Linked DNA regions of Homo sapiens: all the other regions are linked to region 4. The links are chromatin loops, found by intact Hi-C in ENCODE. Cell type or tissue: heart right ventricle. All regions are shown on one strand.

Region 1 (5,000 bases), 95 kb after region 4:
TAGATTAGAAACAATATTGCAATCTAGTGGAGGGGATGGTGGAGACTAATGCCACCCTTAAGGATACAAAAAATGCAAGGAAAATGGTTATTATCATATCTATTTAATTTGCAAGTCTGGCTTCTGCAGAAACTGGATGGATCCTAGAGAATGACTGTAGAACACTGTGAGCTCAACCAGGTAGTAACCTGATTGCAGCTTCTATAACCAGGTACTGACACATGCCAGGTATTAAGTACATGTTATGTACCTATTGATTTGGCAAATGCATTCTGTCCCATAACAAGTAGGAAAGAGGATAAGAAAAAGTTCCCATTCATAAGAATGGAAAATATTCACTTACAGTTTTCCTGTAGACTATTAACTCTCATCTTCTGCATACTGTAGTCTGAAGAGATCTGAATTTTCATGTATCTCTCAAAACAACACATTGATCCATTACATTGGTGACATCATGTTGATAGGGCATGATAGACAAGAAGTGGCCATATGTTGGACACTCTGTAAGACATATGTATTCCAGCTGGGTGCGGTGGCTCATGCCTGTAATTCCAGCACTTTGGGAGGCTGAGGCGGGTGGATCACCTGAGGTCGGGAGTTCAAGACCAGCCTGACCAACATGGAGAAACCCCATCTCTACTAAAAATACAAAATTAGCCAGGCATGGTGGCACATGCCTGTAATCCCAGCTACACAGGAGGCTGAGGCAGGAGAATCGCTTAAACCCAGGAGGTGGAGGTTGCGGTGAGCCGAGATTGCGCCATTGCACTCCAACCTAGATGACAAGAGCGAAACTCCATCTCAAAAACAAAAAGAAAGAAAGAAAGAAAAATACAAAGAAAAAAACGTATGTATTCCATGAGGTGGGAGATAAATCTTTTAACTATTTATGGACTTGTCATTTCAGGAAAGGTTTTATGAGTCCAGTTGTCAGGGGCATACAGGGATATCTCCTTCAAAGTGAAAAACAAATTAACATAATGTATTAGCACAAGGATAGGAAAATAAACCATTGGAACAGAACAGAAATTCCAAAAGCAGACCACAAAATCATTGAAATCAATAAACCGAGTAAAGCAGATTGCCCTCTCTAATGTGGTGGGCTTCATTCAATTAGTTGAAGTTCTGAATACAACAAAAAGCCTGACCCTCCTGCCTGTAAGAGGGAATTCCTCTTGCCTGATTGCCTTCACACTGGGACATAGGTTTTTCTCCTGCCTTTGAACTTAAACTGAAACATCATCTCTTCCTGGGCCTTAAGCCTGCCCATTCTCAGGTCTTTGAACTCAAACTGGGACTACACTAGCAGCTCTCCTGGGTCTCCAGCTTGCCAGCTCACCCTGCAGATCTTGGAACTTGTCAGCCTTCATAATTAAATGAGCCAATTCTCTAATTTCTTATTTTTTATACACACACCATTGGTTCTGTGTCTCTGGGGAATCCTGACTTATACAATGGTCTTACCAATGAGTTGCCAAGGTCCATTGGGTATTCATGTGGCAAAAAATAAATCTTGAATCCTTCTTCACACCAAACATAAAAATCAACTCCAGATGGATTGTAATTTAAATATTAATGCTAAAACAATAAAGCTTCTACAAGTTAACATAGGAGGATATCTTTATTGCCTTAGGATAGGGGAAGATTTCTCATTAGATCACGAAAGGCCTAACTGTATATAAAAGATTGAAGCATGTGACTCTCTTAAAAGGAAAAACAATTGTGAAAATCCATTAAAGCATTCTGCTCTATCAAAGGAGGCTGTGACCACTCATTTCTGAGAAATATCTGTCATGTGAAAACATAATCACATGATTATGCATAATCCTAAGCATAATCCCTGGGTGCTTCCAACTCCTGGTCACCCATCTGGAGATACAACTTCTCCATAAGCCCCTCAATCAACAAGTGAACCACTCGTTTGTGTACCCTAAACCTTTCAAGTAACCATAGGCAACCCTGGGCTGAGAACTCACATGACACCACCATAGTTAAAATGTCTTGCATCAGCACCTCCAATGTTCCCATGGTCCAGTCTGCCTATAAAAAGGAGAGACAACAGCTCATACCCCAGAAGGAGGCCAGGAGTTGTGAGTTTCCAAGCCCCAGCTCACTCTGACCACTTCTCTGCCTGCCCAGCATCATGAAGGGCCTTGCAGCTGCCCTCCTTGTCCTCGTCTGCACCATGGCCCTCTGCTCCTGTGCACAAGGTGAGTCTGTCATCCATGTGCTTTGATGGCTCCCTGGGCAGAAGTCAGGCGACATCTTCCAAGTGCTGTGGCCTGAAAACCCTCGTGTGAAATTAGGGATCCTCAAATGGGGTTTCAAAGTGACATCATTGTTTTCTTCAAGAAGGTTGAAAAGCAGTCTATTGATCTGGGCAGCAGGATGGGAGTCAGAGAAGTTTTATCCTACTGAGATAAATGAGATGGTTGAAGTCTAATTCATTGGGTTATTAGCGTGAGGTAGAATCTAGGTCTATTTAGTTCTCACTGGTGCTGGTAAGTTTTACAATGACCTCAGCAGTCTCCTAGAGTTCAACCCCTTGGGTAACATAAAAGATGTCTATACTTTTCTCAGCTATCTTGTGATTTAATCTATTAGAAAAAAAATTCCCCAAGGAGAGTTAGGAGAAGGGCATAGACTATTCAGGGAGCTTGATTCCCTGTAGCGTAAAATAAAGACTAAAATGGAGAGACAAGACTAGGGAAATTAAGGAGAAACAAACAAAAAGCCAGATTATTTCCAGCTTTCTTTTCCTGCAGGCCTCAACTCTGAGCTATGCTGTCTCCCTTTGCTCCTTTGTGACCCGCCTGGGCTTCTTCTCCTGAGCAACTCCTGTTGTCTTTGTTCCCTCAGATAAGATTCACACCCCATGCATCTGCTGCTTCTCCTACACCTCCCAGTAGATGCACTGCAAATTTTCGGTTGCCTATTATAAAACCAGTGGTGAGCGGTCTTAAAATTAAAATCCTATGATATATTTTAATTACTTTATACAGTCAATATTCATTTAGTTTTCATCACATATTTGCTCTTCCTGTCCTCTTAAATTCTTCTGCATCTCTGAGCTCCATCTGCAATCACTTTTCTTCTGCCTAAAGGAATCCTCTTAGTATTTTCATTACTGTGGGTCTTCTGATAGTGAAGTCTCCATTTTTTGCTTGCTTGGAAATGTCTTCATTTTACCTTCATTTTACCTTCACACTGGATATGAAAGTCCATAGTAGCTCCCACCTCCTACTTGTGCTTACGTGCTCCTTGTCCCTTGTCCCATGGGTTGTCTCCTCCATATGCCCTATTTGCAGACAGAAGGACTGATGCTGACATTACGCCAGGGTAAGAGCACCAGCTGCTGGAGTCAGCAAATTTGCAGTGGATATGGAGAAACATAAGAGAGGCAGGAGACAATGGGGTGCCTTAACCGTGAGGGAACCAGCATCCAGAACCTGAGAAAAACCAAGTAAATTTCTTCCACTCTTGAAAAGGGACCAGCAAGAAGTTGATGAAGACCTCACTGCTCAGGACTGTGAAGTAGGGCACAAAAGGAACTAAGGAAGTCAGGCATTCATCCTTGACTTTGAGTGTTTCTTTTAAATCTCTGCCTCTGTCTTACTCTCACTCCCTTGCTCCCTCTTCAGGGAGTATAGCTCTTGGAATGGCTGGCCTTTGTTCCATCTCTTTTGGGTAGGAACTTCATTCAGTCTACAGAGACTTTTCCCAGCAAGAGACCATCGTCTCTAAATCGCTGTAGGAGTAGAGCTTCTCAGGAGAACTGAAGGAACTCTGCCACTTCCTCACCCTAGGAACCAACTAGACCCAGAGTTTGCATCTTGTGAATGACTGAGTTAGGCCCCAGTTTTCCCAACTAACAATGGGTCCTAGCCCTCTCCTGCCTTTCAGATCTAGGTTAGATATCTAAGTCCTCAGAAAATAGCCCAGAACATTTTGAAACCTTTTGTGAAGTTCTTTGATTTTACTTAGAGAATCTTAATCCACAAGAATTAAGTGATATGGCTTAAATGTCTGTCCAGAGCATAGGGAAACAACTCTAAAATGAAGAAAGGACAAGGGTCAAGAGAGTCTCACGGGACAGATGAGACTTGTGAGCTGAGGGCCATGGAGAGGAGATGGAGGGCACCAAAGAAGACCTGTTCAGTGTTGGGCAGGCAGAGGAGTGTAGGCAATGCCAAAACAGGACTGGGCACTCACTGCCACCTACATCGTTCTGGGGTCCAAGCCATGTCCTCAACCCTTTACAGGCAACTCTAAACCATGAGGAGCTGGAGACTGGGGATGACCAGAGGGGAAGATGTTAAGTGCATGGTGTCTTGCTCTGAGTTGTACATGTTGGGGTACCTTGGGTCCCCCAGGGGTTCAGGATGTACAAGAGCAACTCAACTGCTCACTTGTTGGGGCTGAATGTGCAGAAATGTTTTTGACAGTGAGAGAGGGTGAGATGTTAGTGTTGAAGTCATACGTACAAGGAGAGATCTTCAGATTAACACTTCCACCACAGAGCAGCTCTCTAATGCTGTGCTGCAGCTCCTCTGACCACATGGTGTGATGTAAATGGTCATGCCACAGCGTTCTGGGCAGCACAAGTCACATTTAAACCACACCCTGGGTGAAAAGGACCATTACATCGTGTTAATCGGAGTGCTTCTAAGAAATGCTTAACTCATGAGGAGGACGTCAAGAATTGGTGTTACCAAGAAGCCAAGCTTAGCTGGTACCTTCTATCAAGAACAGATCTATTTGTGAATGGCACCATGGTCATTTCCTCCTATGGAACAGATATTTCTAGTGTTGTGTTTCCATTGCACAGAAGTGACATGTAAGATGATACCCCAGAATCTTAAGTAGTTCGAGTTGTGTTTGATCCAGACCCAAATGGACAGAATGGAATAGGGAAAGTCTGGACTATGGGAATGACAAGAATGATGGGGCCAGGCTTTTAACTGCTGTTTGATTCATTGAACATTCATAGCTCCCTACAA
Region 2 (5,000 bases), 100 kb after region 4:
TGGAACTCCCCAAGGAGAGATGGGATGGGAAATAGTTTGCTCAGAAAACTAAATTTCCAGTAAAGAGACATAGAGACCCAGAACCAAGACAGCCAGAGAATGAGAAACACCAAGAGAAAGATGCAGAAATTAAAATGTCAGGGAAAAGAAGAAATGCCAGCTTCCTTCTGGATCTCTTTGTCCCTATATCCCCACCCCAAGCGGTGATATCTCCCAGTTCTTCCTGACTCTCAAGGAAAGGGACCAGGAGCAGCTGGCTTGCCTTGTGAACAATGACTTGGGATCTTTCTGTCCTGTCTCTTGCAGTTGGTACCAACAAAGAGCTCTGCTGCCTCGTCTATACCTCCTGGCAGATTCCACAAAAGTTCATAGTTGACTATTCTGAAACCAGCCCCCAGTGCCCCAAGCCAGGTGTCATGTAAGTGCCAGTGCTCCTGCCCACCCCTCGGGAGGGAGGATGGGAGGTTTGGGGTGAGGTCCCCTCAGAGTACTCAGCTCTCTAAGGCCCATCAAGGTAAAGGACTCCAGGGGAGGCCCCTGCAGTGTTTTGTGACCTGGCCTGGGGCCTGCAGAGTCCTGAAGGGCCTGCCCCTGGGCAGAGGGAAGAGAGCAGACATGACAACAGGAAGTTTGCTTCCTGAGGAACCCCATCTGAGACATTTGGGGAAGGCCTGTGAACCCCGAAGTTAAGGGGAAATTTTACGGGCACGAGGACAGGCCCTGAGATGCCTGGGACAGAGAAGGACGCAGGGGCCACAGGATTCCCCTGATGAATTCGTCAGTTCTTAACTCTTCCTCCCTTCTCCACAGCCTCCTAACCAAGAGAGGCCGGCAGATCTGTGCTGACCCCAATAAGAAGTGGGTCCAGAAATACATCAGCGACCTGAAGCTGAATGCCTGAGGGGCCTGGAAGCTGCGAGGGCCCAGTGAACTTGGTGGGCCCAGGAGGGAACAGGAGCCTGAGCCAGGGCAATGGCCCTGCCACCCTGGAGGCTACCTCTTCTAAGAGTCCCATCTGCTATGCCCAGCCACATTAACTAACTTTAATCTTAGTTTATGCATCATATTTCATTTTGAAATTGATTTCTATTGTTGAGCTGCATTATGAAATTAGTATTTTCTCTGACATCTCATGACATTGTCTTTATCATCCTTTCCCCTTTCCCTTCAACTCTTCGTACATTCAATGCATGGATCAATCAGTGTGATTAGCTTTCTCAGCAGACATTGTGCCATATGTATCAAATGACAAATCTTTATTGAATGGTTTTGCTCAGCACCACCTTTTAATATATTGGCAGTACTTATTATATAAAAGGTAAACCAGCATTCTCACTGTGACGACTCTGTTGATTTTGTTTCACTAATCGGAATCACAGACTGAGAGGAATTCTGGGGGAGGAGTAGGGAAATATGAAAAGGGGCAGAAACAGCAAGATAGGGACCAAGTACTTCTACAGTCATACCAGACATTTCCCTGGAGATACTTTCCTGAAAAGTTGAAACAGACACCATTAGTTTATAAACCATATTGTAACTGAAATGTGATAGAAAAATTTTCTACTTAAATGAATATCAAGATGACGCTGCAATGCATATTTACGCACACAAGCTCATTTTCATAAATGAAGCTTTCCTCAGAATGATGGCTAACATCTGTTGAGGTCTTACCAAGTGCTGGGTTTTGGGCTAAGTACTTATATTAGTAAAAGTCTAGCAAATACTGCCCATAGTCTAGCAAGGACTCCTTACCTGGAAGTTGCTGAAAGCCTTGGTAATGTTATCTTTGTTCTCCACTCTGCTTTTGGGGAGGATGTTTTCCATGACTATACGAGATGAGGCTTGGGGCTGGGTGGCCAGAGTTAGCAAATAAAAATACAGAATGGATACTATTTTAGTGTAAGTATATCCCATGCAATATTTGGGACCTACTTGTACCAAAAATGATTTGTTCTTTTTCTGAAACTCGAATTTAACAGGGTATCCTAAATTGTATCTGGCAACCCTCTGAAGAAGGAATACTGCTTATAGAGGTGTCTGTTTCCTGTTGGAGATGTCTGTTGATTTTGGCTTAAGTGTAGAACAGGGCTTTGGCTTAAGTGTAGAACAGGGCTTTGGCTTAAGTGTGGAACACGGCTTCTCAACCTTGAATTCACATTAGAATCACTTAGGAGAGCTTTTAAAAATTCTAATGCCAGGTCCTCACCTCCAAAGTTATGAATTTAATTGGATTGATGTGGGGGCCTGGCATCAGTAATTTAAAAACTCCCCAGGGGATGTTAATGCACAGCCAAGTTTGAGAACCACTGTTGGTGTGGGGTCACAGGCTGTTTTTAACCAGCATTAAGGTTTCAGAGGCACTGCAACTCCGTTCTAATTTTTGAAGGCATCTGATCTAGTTATTTTTGGTTCATTCCATTGGATGGTTAATCATAAGCAGAAAATCTATCAGATACAGTTATTTCTAGAACTGGGTTTTTAACACGTCTCTTCCAGCACAGCACTGGGAGCTCTGTGGTCATCCCTTCCGCCGCCCACCGGCTCCCCCATTGTATTGACTCCACATTGCCCCCTGCTGGTGAAACAAGTGCGAAGGTCAGCGTCTTTAGCTCCCTGCCTCTGATGAATACAGCTGCACCTTCACAAAGAGCACAGCTGTTCATTGTGATGGTTAATGTTACGCGTCAACTGGACTAAGCTAAGGGATACCCAGGTAGCTGATAAACATCATTTCTGAGTGTGTCTGTGTGGTGTTCCAGAAGAGATTAGCATCAGAAGACTAAAGAAGATCTGCCCTCACCAATGCAGGCAGGCATCATCCAATTCACTGAGGTCCCAAATAGAACAAAAAGGCTGAGGAAGGGTGACTTTGCTGTCTGCGTTTGAGCTGGGACATCCATCTTCTCCTGCCCTCTGACATCCACGCTTCCGATTCTTGAGCCTTCAGACTCAGACAGGGACTTGTACCATCACCTACCCTTCTTGACCCCTTCTCAGGTCTGTGAACTTGGACCAGGACTGACAACTTTGGCTGCCCTGGTTCTCAGGCCTTCAGACCAAATCACACCACTGGCTTTCCTGGTTCTCCAGCTTGCAGATGGCAGGACTTCTTGGCTTCCGTAATTGTGGGAGCCAATTCCCCTAATAAATATCTCGGTATTTATATCTATATCAACATTGGTATCCAATCTATATCTATAGAGAGAAATAGCCTACTGTTTCTGTTTTTCTGGATAACTGACTAATACATTCATTTTATCATCAAGATAAATATTTACAATGTGGGATCTGAGAAGGAGGTGGATTTGGCTGCTTCGGGACCTGCTTTCCTGTCCTGCCTAATCTCTCACCTCCTCATTTTTGCTTATATTAACATTAGCTTGGACTGGAAAATTCTGCTCTTCTAGTCCTGCAAGCTCCAGATCACAGGATTCTTAATTAGCTTGGTTTTCAGGCAGCAAGCAGAAAGTACATTTCTTTAAAAAACTACTTTTTTTCCCCTTCTCTGCTATCAGAAGAATCAGTTTCAAAGTAAGTTAATTTCTTTCTTAGTGGGCCTTACTAAGACTGATGCAAGAAATAGTCTCCAATACCCTGAATTTTCGTTTTTGATAAAACTTTGGCTCGAAGATGGACTTAGAATATATAACAGGCCATGGGGGTAACCGGCAATTTTGGTAACTAGAGGTATCCCCACTGACTTTGACCTTAGCTACTGCCTTCAGCCAGTTCCACGTTTGGGGACCCATACTTACAACATTGCAGTCTATGTTAGTTAGGGATGGTTTAAGTCACAGTGTCAGAAAAATAACTCAATCTGGCTTAAATGATAAAGGGAACTTATTAGTTCACATAACTGAAGCTTCAAGAAATAGAATTAGTTTCAGGCAAAACTTGATTCAGTGGTCCTTGTTTCGCTATGGACTATACATGTCTTTCTGAATTTCTGATCTCCCTGCATTTGAGAGCTTCATCCTAGAAAGAAGTTACTATATTCATCCTAGTTACTCTATTGGCAGAATAGCTTCCAGAAACTTCCAGAGCAAATTGGGAAGACAATGTCTGTATCCTCGTATTTTGAGCCAAGAGCCTGAGTTCCACTTTTATTGGTCTGGCTGGCTTGGATTAAGAGCCCATCTCTTAACCCAGGGGCCAGCAAACTATGGCCATTGGGCCCAATTTGACCTACTACCTGTTTTTGTATGGCCTGCGAGCTAAGATGTTTTTACATTTTAAGTCATTGAAAACATCCAAAAGAAGATTATTTTGAGAAATATGAAAATTGTATGAAATTGGAGTTTTAGTGTCCATAAAAAAGTTTTATTGGAATGCAGTTGGGTTTATTTGTTTCTGTATTGTTTACAGCCCACAGTCTAGCAAGGACTCCTTACCTGGAATGAATCATATTTTCATACGACAAAGCAGAGCTGAGTAGTTGTGAAAGACACTGTATGACCCACAAAACCTGAAGTAGTTTCCATTTGGTCCTTTACAGAGCAAGTTTGCCAACCTGTATCTTAATTCATCTTTGTGGCCAGAGAAGTGGATTTACTGATTTGTTTCAGCTGATCAATGTCTATAACAAGCAATGTTGATGGGCTGAAAACCACACAGACTACCAGAGGGGTTGCTTTTCCGAAGAATCATGTAAGGATAAAAGAGAAAGAAAGAGAGAAAGACCTTGGAACCCAACTAGTATCTACCAAATGTATGTAACTTTCTCATATTAATTCTGTCTTTATATGTGAAGATGACCAATCCCCTGCCTGTGATTACATCACATCAAGCATGTTCTTCCCAAATTGGGGGTTCAATTCAGACTCTCCTGTTATATGCCAGTTGTCTTAGGGATTTTCTCACTTTATTCAACACTATACTCAATTTTTACATTAATAATGCAGTAATAATATACCCCTTTGCCATTCTGTATTTTCCTGTATAATAATAATTATTATTGTTATTATTATTATTTTTTGAGACAGTTTTTGTTCTTGTCGCCC
Region 3 (5,000 bases), 180 kb after region 4:
CTTCTTTCACATTAAGTCCATGATCCATTTGGAAGAGATTTCTGTGTGTGGTGTGGGGTAGGAGTCAAGGTTCCTTTTTGTTTACATGAATAAGCCAATCAAGCCAGCTACCTTTACTGAAAAAGCATTCTTTCCCTCTTTGAACTACAGCGGCTCCTTTGTCATAAATTATGAGATGGTGTGTTTTTGTTACACTGATCTATTTGGTATCTTGCACTGCTGTTCCATTTACTGCCACATTATAATAAATCCTGATAAATGGTAGCTTAAGTCCCTCAACTTTGTTTAAGACTGTCTTGATTATTCTTGCCTTTTGGAATTTTCATATAAGTTTTAGAATCAGTTTATCAATTTTCATGAAAAATCCTTCTAAGATTTTGACTGAGATTGTATTAAATTTATTGTTGAATTTGGGGAAAACTGACAGCTTTATAATAATGAATCTTCTAATCCACAAACACGGCACATCCCTCCATTTATTAAGGTACCTACAAATTTTTGTTTGTAATATCGTGTAATTTTCTGCACAAGATTTGTTAGATTTATCTCTAGGTAATTGATGGTTTTGACGATATCTTAAAGGGCATTTGAAAATGTTATTTTCTATATGTAATACTTGAAAGCTGTTAATTGGGTCTCTCCTCTGGTCAGGCATCTGTGTGCACCAATGCAGAAAAGACGGGGACTACAAGGAAGGAAAATGTTGCATCAGGAAGGGCTGCTGGCACATCTTTGTTCCCCCTCCCCAAAACCTCATCCCCAAGCAGGTGAGTCCTGACTCTCCCCACCTGGCCTGACCGAGACTGATTAAAGATTTGGTGATACCTGGATTTTCACAGTAGTGCGGTCACCCACAAATGTGACAGAAATGTCCCCAAAGGCCTGAGGGCTCCTTCTGCTCTCACCCTTCCTGAGGGAAGGGCTGATCCTAAGACCCATTACCCCCACATTTTCAAGTATGAGAATCCTGAAAAGAAAAATCATTTCATATTTCCCAAGGAATAGATATTCATTATAGTGAAGTCAGATATATAGAACAAAGAGATGGTAAAACTTGCTCATAATCTCATTACCAGCAGATAAATATAGTTACATGTTTTGTCACGTCCTTTCATACTTTGATCCATGGGGTGTGTGTGCAAAATAATCAAGGCATCACACTCTACATAATTTTGGACCTCTTCTTTTTTTTTTCACTCACCAATATACAGTAAACAGCTTTCCCTGTCAGTGGATGTATTTCTACAATTTCATTTTCCCCCCAAGGTTTCACATCATTCTCACCATGTAGATATACCATATTTTATTTACTAATTCTTGACCAATAGATATTTAGACTTCAAAAGATTCCTTAGAATGAAATCTTTCCATGCACAGTTGATTGTTTCATCAGGAAATATTCTTTGAAGTGTTTCTAGGTGAAAATGCATGCATTTTTTACATTTTAATTTTATTTAATTTTTTAGAGATCCCTAAAAAATTAGGAATCCCTGTTGCCTAGGCTGGTCTCAAATTCCTGGGCTGAAGCTATCCTCCCACCTCAGCCTCCTAAGTAGCTGGGATTGCAGACACATGCCACTGTGCCTGGCCAGCATGCACGCTTTTTAAACTCCAAAAATACATTGCCAAATTGCTGTTACGAGGGTACATTTTTTTATGCCAAAAAGTTTTGATCAACCTCAAAATACTGGCTATAGTTTAATTTTTCACTATTTGACAGTAGGTGTAATTTCATCTGAGTTTACAATTTTAAGTCACATACATTAAAAAAAAAAAAAAACCTCAGTTACGTTTGTGAAATATTTACTTGTTTGGAGGAATGTTTCAGCAATCTTTTGTAATAAGTTGGAATCCCCCAGAGTGGGAAAAGGATGAATGAAACACATATTTAGCACCCGCTTTGTTTCAGATCTTTTCAAATACATTTTTTTTTAATCTTGAGAGCTTTTTATGATGTGTGGATTTATAGCACCCACATTTTACAGATGAGGAAACTGAGAAATAAACAAAATGTCTTTTTCTTTTGCTTACCTTACCATGATTCCTCTCCACTCTCTCCTTTAAGTCACTGGGCTTATATTGCAAATGGTGATCCCAGGAGGCCACTGTAGCTAATGGTGTCCCCCAGTTTGCAATAAAGATTTCTGTCATCTCCCTCTCCCGCTGGGTTCAGAAACAAAGCCTGGGATGGCGGCAGGCCCATTGCGCCATCTACTGGCAATCACTGTGCAGTGCATGACCTTCCCACTGCAGTACTGGCTGGAGCAGATGAGGTGGAAATATCTGTAAATTTCACATCTGCATTTACTCTTCATAACAGCTTTCTGAAGTAAATATTGTATCCTTATTTCAAATGCATGGAAACTGGGTCTTTGAGAGATGAAATGTGTCCCACATCAAGCAGTTGGTAAATGGCAAAGCTGATCTCTTTGCCACCAAAGCCAGAACACTTTTCAGCACAGCATGCTGCCTCCCCGAATGAAGTAATCATGAGGAGCTGCTGTCCACATGCTTCTGCCTTTTCCTCCAAACCACTCAAACTATAAGATAACAGCAAAAGAAATACCCAGCGTCTTTGCACAGAGCGGCCACAAATGCTTTCTGCTGTGGCAGCTGCTGACTCATCCACAGGACCGTTTCTTCCACCTCAGACCCATGCGTTCCTGCTCTCTGCCAAGTCCGAACTGGAGAAAACAAATTCTGTCCCAGTGGGGTTTCCCATCTTTGGCTGGCTGGCTGGACTTCCTCCACAACCACTCTCTCGCCTTCTAAGCAGGAGCTGGGTGAGACATGAGATCATGGGGGCATCCGACAGCGACAGCCATTTCTGGGGCCGTCATCATAGTCCAAGCCCCACCGAGACTGGCAGCAGTATAGCATTGTGAGGGGGGCTGAAGTCAGATAGACTCGATTCAAACCCTGCACCCTCCTTTTCCTAGTTCTGTGGCTTTGTGCAAGTGAATCAAACTCCCAGAGCCTCTTTCATTCTAAAATGGAGACAATAGTTTCTACTTGTAGGGTTGTTCTGAGACTTGAATAAGGTTGTACAATCACCTAGCTCTTAGTGCTTATTTATTGAGTACATAGCAAGTGCTCGATAAATGGTAGTGTGAAGTTGGCACTAGGTATGTACCTTCTCTGAACCTCCCTTGGTCAGTAAGGAACATTAGCATCGTGTGGGGGTTAAGATCCTGAGGTCTGGAGTCAGACAGACATCCTTTGGATCTGGACTCTGCCACTTGCTAGCCATGGGACCATCTTGTGGCCTTGTGTCTCCTCTCTGTGGACCTCAAAACGAGTCTTTATTCAAAGCCCAGGGCCCTGCCTAATATTAAGGCTTTAGATACATATTTTCAAATTGCCTCATGAGGGCCCTTTTAAAACATCAGAAATGTTAAATTACTCATAGGATAGCTAAATTTGTAGTAATAAAGTATCTGCATACATGCCTAATGGATTCAGTAATGCCACTAAATAGGAGTTTGTGTTATTTACAGCAGTCTCTACTTATATTTGAAAAGAATAAAACATCACTTATTAATTTTACAGACAATGTGTGGGTTACATATGGACTTGTGAATCTCATGCATTACCCGTGTTGTCCCCCAGATACATACAGTCACTGTGGGAACAAACACCACCCTGAGTACCTGCTGCTTGCTAGGGATTTTCATGGAGGTTATGGCATTTAAACCTGAAACAGGGCCAGGCATGGTGGCTCATGCCTGTAATCCCAGCATTTTGGGAGGCTAAGGTGGGTGGACCAGTTGAGCCCAGGAGTTCAAGCCCAGGCTGGCCAACATGGTGAAACTCTATCTCTACCAAAAATACAAAAATTAGCTGGGTGTGGTGGCATATGCCTGTAATCCCAGCTACCCGGGAGGCTGAGGAATGATAATCGCTTCAACTCAGGAGGCAGAGGCTGCAGTGAGCTGAGATCACACCACTGCACTCCAGCCTGGGCAACAGAGCTACACTCCATCTCAAAACAAAGCAAAGCAAAACAAGAAAAGACAAGAAAAGAAAACCTAAAACAACTCTGCAGAATAATTGTTATTATCACCATTTTATACACGTGGAAACAGGCTCCGAGGGGCTCAATGAATTTCCCAGAGTTCTACAGATAATAAGGGGCAGAGCCAAGATCCTGACCCTCATCTGTCTGTGTAGCATGAGAGAAATATCCACCGTGGACTGTATTTGAAAATATTCACAGATACTAGGTTAATGCTATATAAAGTATATTATACCTAACCTTTTATAACATATTTTTTCATTTAACAATAATTGTGAATAGATACTTCTATCAACCTACAAATCTACCTACTTTATCCTTTTAAAGGACTATGTCATACTCCATTAAATGAATTTACTATAATCTATTTAACCAACATTCCTTTAGTGAACATTTTAATGGTTTGCAATTTTTTGTCCTTGCATATAATGCTGAAATGAACTGGATCATATGCAAGTATTTTTGTACACCTCTAGAAGTGATTTTTTAAAATTCCTAAGAGTGAGATGATAAAATTAGTTACAAACATTTACTAACACATACTACCAAATCAGGCAGCATAATAAAAGATCATCAAATTTTTATTCATTCACTTAGCAAATACTTATGTCATGCTTGTGCTGTGCTAGGTACTGCTCCCAGAGCTTGACTCCTCATGACATCCTGAGATGAGAACTTTAATGATTCTGTTTTATACATAAGAAGACTGTGGCTCAGAGAGACAAAGTAACTTGGCAGAAGTTAGACAGAAAATAGCTGGTTTGGAAACCAGGGTCTGCAGCACCCAGGCACTTGATGACTATGTTGTCCTTCCTGATTTATTAAGGCTTTATTCCCAGAATTACTCAAATCCTAAAGAATAAATCTTATTTGATGGGAGTATCAAATGAGATTTTAAGGGGGAAAATATTAACATTAACATTATATGTTTTAAAATAAGATTTTTTATTTTTCCAGAAAAAAATCTTAAAAATTAAATCATTTG
Region 4 (5,000 bases):
TCAAATCTTTTTTTGGGAAGGTCAGATAGTAAATATTTTAGGCTTTGTGGGCCACATGTGGTCTCTGTTGCTTATTTCTTTTTGTTTCTTTGCTTTTTCTATCACAGTTCTTCAAAAATGTAAAAACCATTCTTAATGGGCTATTTAAAAATAGACCATAAATTAGATTTGCTCTATTGGTTGTAGAGTGAATATAAGAAGATGGTACGTGAACACTTTTTATAAAACAAGGTTCATATGGGTGTCAGTCACTGCTCAGATCTTATTACCATGTGAAATATTTCTCCGTATTTTGTCTATATAGTTTAAAAATTGAAAATGCATAGGAGGTAGTTAATGCTAGAGATGGGTGGAGACCCTGTAGAAACTTACAGAATTGCAGAATTTTATTGCTGGAAGAAATCTTAGAGATTATTTAATATAAATCCCTTATTAATTTTACAGATAATATGACTAAAGGCCGGGCGCCGTGGCTCACGCCTGTAATCTCAGCACTTTGGGAGGCTGAGGCAGGCGGATCACGAGGTCAGAAGATCGAGACCATGCTGACTAACATGGTGAAACCCCGTCTCTACTAAAAATACAAAAAATTAGCTGGGCGTGGTGGCGGGCGCCTATAGTCCCAGCTACTCGGGAGGTTGAGGCAGGAGAATGGCGTGAACCTGGAAGACGGAGCTTGTAGTGAGCTGAGATCGCGTCACTGCACTCCAGACTGGGCGACAGAGCGAGACTCCGTCTCAAAAAAAAATAATAATAATAATAATATGACTAAAAGCTTGTAAACTCGTAAATATGATTAACTAACTAACTTACAAATCCTGGAGGGATAGCAGGCCTTCAAATGAATTCTTACGTAATTCAAAGAATTTTCACTGAGAATTCTGAAAAATGAAACAGTTATGGCTAGATCAAAATGCAAACTACAACTATTTGCTACACAGGACTAACTCCTGTATGTGGAGGAAAGCCGGGTAATGGTAATTTCTTTTTTTCTTTCTTTCCTTCCTTCCGTCTTTCTTTCTTTCTCTCTCTCTCTTTCTTTCTTTTCTTTCTCTCTTTCTTTCTTTTTTTTTTCTGAGACAGAGTTTCCCTCCATTGCACTCCATCACCCAGGCTAGAGTGCAATGGTGCAATCTTGGCTCACTGCAGCCTCTGCCTCCCAGGTTCAAATGATTCTCATCTCTCAGCTTCCTGGGTAGCTGGGATTGCAGGTATGCACCACCAGGCCCAATTAATTCTGTATTTTTAGTAGAGACATCACACCTGGCTAATTTTTTCTTTTTTCTTTTTTTTTGAGATGGAGTCTCGCTCTGTCGCCAGGCTGGAGTACAGTGGCATGATCTCCGCTCACTGCAACCTCCGCCTCCTGGGTTCAAGTGATTCTCCTGCCTCAGCCTCCTGAGTAGCTGGGATTACAGGCATATGCCACCACGCCTAGCTAATTTTTGTGTTTTTTTTTTTAGTAGAGACGGGGTTTCAACATGTTGGCCAGGATGGTTTCTATCTCCTGACCTCATGATCTGCCCGCCTCAGCCTTCCAAAGTGCTGGGATTACAGGCGTGAGCCACTGCGCCCGGCCTAATGTTTGTATTTTTAGTAGACACGGGGTTTTACCATATTGGCCAGACTGGTCACAAACTCCTGACCTCAGGTGATCCTCCCACCTCGGTCTTTCAAAGTGTTGGGATTTCAGGTATGAGCCACTGTGCCCAGCCCACAAACTTTCTGTTAGGTTTAGCCAACCCTTAGGCCAAGGCCACAAAAAATAGGAACTCCCTAAATGCCTGTTGCTGGTTCCAGTTTTCAGTGTGCCTCTGACATCTGTCCATTTTTGTGTAGTCACCCAAGTTCTCAGTTATATTTTAAATTTTTGTCTAGAGTTGATGGCTTTGACTTGCAGAATGGTCCGTTTGTTAAGTGTGTGAGGGGCTCAGTTTCCCATGCTGGAAGCGACAAGTTTAATATGAACTTTAATCATCAGATTCTTATTAATTTTTTTTTCCAGAGGGAGTCTTGTTCTGTTGCCCAGGATGGAGTGCAATGGCACGATCTCGGCTCACTGCAACCTCTGCCTCCCAGGCTCAAGCGATTCTCCTGCCTCAGCCTCCCAAGTAGCTAGGATTACAGGCACCCACCACCATGCCCAGCTAATTTTTGTATTTTTAGTGGAGACAGGGTTTCACCATGTTGTATACATGTTGGTCAGGCTGGTCTCAAACTCCTGACCTCAGATGAACCACCCACCTCTGCCTCCCAAAGAAAATTGTTCTTCTTGGTGGGTCCTATCAAACAGTACAAAGGTGTTTTGTGTACTCCTCGCCATCACTTTTACTCTGCTCTATTCTTCGTTATAGAACCTGATGATGTGTATGTTTGTGCGTGGTCTCTCTTCCCACTTTTAGTGGGAAGGAAAGCTCCTTGAAAGCACTGTGCCCTCACTGTGTACTGAATACCTCAGCTCTCTTCAAAAGGGGAGAATACAAGGAGAGGTGGGAAGGTGGAAGGTGTGCACACCAGGAAGGGGCTATCTCAGCAACTAGGCTTATGTACGAGCCAGCCCAATGAGCTCACAGAGAGATAAGTCATTGTGGCTTTTAACCACTGGGTGGCGCTGCTCACTAATTTTCCTAAAATCATGTCAAGACAGCAATTGCTTTTCAGCAACTCAATCCAGAACTCCAAGACCTAAATCCACACTCCAGGACCTGGCTTAAACTGCCATCTCGGTGGAGACACATCCCTGCACTGATCCCCTCACTCACAGCCAAGGGGCCCTATCACATTGACTTCCAACCCCTGCCCCCATGCCTAAGTGTGAAATTCATGATTAGACATTTAGTGAGGCCCCCCAGGTACAAAGGGCCCTGGATGGGAACAGGGTAAATTCGAAGACGTGGCCCCTGCCCTGAGACAGGCTTTTTGAACTGGCTTAAGATAAGCAGTAGATGTAATGGGTTAACCTCCCTCCTGTGCATCCAGAGTGGTGTTGGTTATGCATCATCCTAGGAGAACTGAGAAAGCAGTCACAAGTTGTCTGTGTTCTGTGGCTCGGATGAGAAACCTCACGCATATGATCTGGAGGGGACAGGGAGGATTCCTTGTTTTTTTTTTTTCTTTGGAGACAGAGTTTCAAGTGCAGTGGTGCAATCTTGGCTCACGGCAAGCTCCACCTCCTGGCTAAATAGAGATGGAGAACTTAAGAGACTTCATAGGAAGATTACATTTGCTGTAGCAAGTTGACTGAAACTGATGTTAAGAGTCCTGACCAGTTAGACATTAACCATATTTATGACTACCTTCTCATGGTAATTAGTTATCTGCAGTCTCCTGGAATTCCCTGCAAAAGACAATTCTGCCAACATTGAAGAGGTGCCACATTATGAAAAAAAATGTATCTTTGAAAACTGCAGTAAAGCAAAAAATTACTATGGTTTTTTACTATCTCTTTGAACTTTTTTTTTTTTTTTTTTGAGACAGAGTTTCACTCTTGTTGCCCAGGCTACTGGAGTGCAATGGTGCGACCGTGGCTCACCGCAACCTCCACCTCCCGGGTTCAAGCAATTCTTCTGCCTCAGCCTCCTGAGTAGCTGGGATTAGAGGCATGTGCCACCATGCCTGGCTAATTTTGTATTTTTAGTAGAGAGAGGTTTTCTCCATGTTGGTCAGGCTGGTCTTGAACTCCTGACCTCAGGTGATCTGCCCACTTCGGCTTCCCAAAGCTCTGGAATTACAGGTGTGAACCACTGCGCCCGGCTAAGACTCATTTTTTGATCAGAATGCAAGGGAGGAGCGAGGGGGAAGTTCTGAGTGTGTGCTAGGGGTGGAAATAACTGTTTCTTGATTCAAGTGATTTCTTGATTCTTTTGCTCATTACATGATTCCTTTTCCATCAGCATTTGTGTTGTAGTTGTGGGAACCGATAAGTGTCACCTGACTCTGTCTTGCCTCTTCCAGCAAGAACTTGCAAGACAGAAGCAGCGTTTCTCTGGCAAGGGAACCCATAAGCACCCAATCTCTGCTGTGAGCCAGGTCCAATACTAGGCACTTTACTTATGTTAACCAGTGTAATTCTCCCAATAACCTGTAATTGTTGGTGTTTCCATCTCCATTTTTTTTTTTTTTCGAGATGGAGTCTCGGTCTGTCACCCAGGCTGGAGTGCAGTGACATGATCTCGGCTTGCTGCAAGCTCCAGCACCTGGGTTCAAGGGATTCTCCTGCCTCAGCCTCCTGAGTAGCTGGAATTACAGGCATGCACCACCACGCCCAGCTAATTTTTGTATTTTTAGTAGAGATGGGGTTTCACCATGTTGGCCAGGATGGTCTCAAGCTCCTGACCTCAGGTGATCCTCCCACCTCGGCCTCTCAAAGTGCTGGGGTTACAAACAAGAGCCACTGCGCCGGCCAGGAAGCAAAATAATTGATGGCACTTTTGAGGACTCCAGGAAGGAGGGCAGTCCTGCCGCTCATTGCACAGCCTCTATCCCCTTCTCCAGCCCTCTGTCTCCCTCCCCTCTGGCTCTCAGGGGCAAAGCTGTTTCTCCTGGTTTGCTTGGAACAACTTCAGCCCTTCCTGTGAAGTCTCAGCTCCATGTCCTGGGGGAGTGTCCTTCCTTAACCAGGGTTGCCAATTCATTTTCTTAACAAAGGTTATTTCCTCCATGATAGGAATTCCTGCTTTAGCTGCTAAGAGATTAATACTGTTTTCCATTTTATTATGATGTTTGTTCCAGATCCTGTACCAGAAGCTGGCAGTTGTCACAGCAGCCCTGTAAGGTATCAGCGCCATTTTGCAGAAGAGGAAACTGGGCTCATAAATACCAGGCTCTGGAGAGATTTGAGGTCCCTTTCTGCATTTGCCCATTCCTTCTTCAAAGTCTCCTTGGCGAGAATCAAAGATACATGAATGGAGGCCAGGCTCTCCAGGGAGACCAGGTCATGCAAAAGGAGGTCTCAGGCTTTGAACTATTGCTTCTTTAGTCAGATGACCCCAATCTTTCAT

The links. A loop is a pair of places that touch in the nucleus more often than their neighbours do. Peaks named below come from ENCODE experiments on the same cell type or tissue, not always from the same donor. Only the 100,000 strongest peaks of a DNase experiment are listed, where the experiment ranks them.
Region 1: a loop joins it to region 4, with 2.1 times the contacts of the local background. A loop is called at or near these places in 57 of 110 quality-filtered maps.
Region 2: it touches region 4 in a loop (3-fold over the local background); 57 of 110 quality-filtered maps call a loop at or near these places.
Region 3: a loop joins it to region 4, with 12 times the contacts of the local background. A loop is called at or near these places in 89 of 110 quality-filtered maps.

Annotation. Positions count from the first base shown.
Region 1 is chr17:36,062,200-36,067,199 of GRCh38, forward strand. CCL18 (C-C motif chemokine ligand 18) reads left to right here and starts at 2,073. Exons shown (of 3, transcript NM_002988.4): 1 at 2,073-2,210. The coding sequence starts at 2,144. In heart right ventricle, no CTCF peak of the experiment used is centred here; no DNase peak of the experiment used is centred here.
Region 2 is chr17:36,070,141-36,075,140 of GRCh38, forward strand. It overlaps CCL18 (C-C motif chemokine ligand 18), which reads left to right. Exons shown (of 3, transcript NM_002988.4): 2 at 307-418; 3 at 811-1,892. The coding sequence ends at 901. CCL3-AS1 (CCL3 antisense RNA 1) reads left to right here and starts at 4,473. Exons shown (of 3, transcript NR_186417.1): 1 at 4,473-4,708. In heart right ventricle, a CTCF peak has its summit at 2,572 (motif pointing left); a DNase peak (open chromatin) is centred at 2,561; H3K27me3 peaks cover 16 bases.
Region 3 is chr17:36,146,929-36,151,928 of GRCh38, forward strand. LOC101927369 (a long non-coding RNA gene) reads right to left here and starts at 2,116. Exons shown (of 3, transcript XR_243796.5): 1 at 2,032-2,116. In heart right ventricle, a CTCF peak has its summit at 2,222 (motif pointing left); DNase peaks (open chromatin) are centred at 2,203 and 2,715; H3K4me3 peaks cover 432 bases; H3K27me3 peaks cover 334 bases.
Region 4 is chr17:35,967,091-35,972,090 of GRCh38, forward strand. No RefSeq gene overlaps it. Among named protein-coding and RNA genes, the nearest start is that of CCL16, 12 kb to the right of the region's middle. In heart right ventricle, CTCF peaks have their summits at 2,603 (motif pointing right) and 2,804; a DNase peak (open chromatin) is centred at 2,611.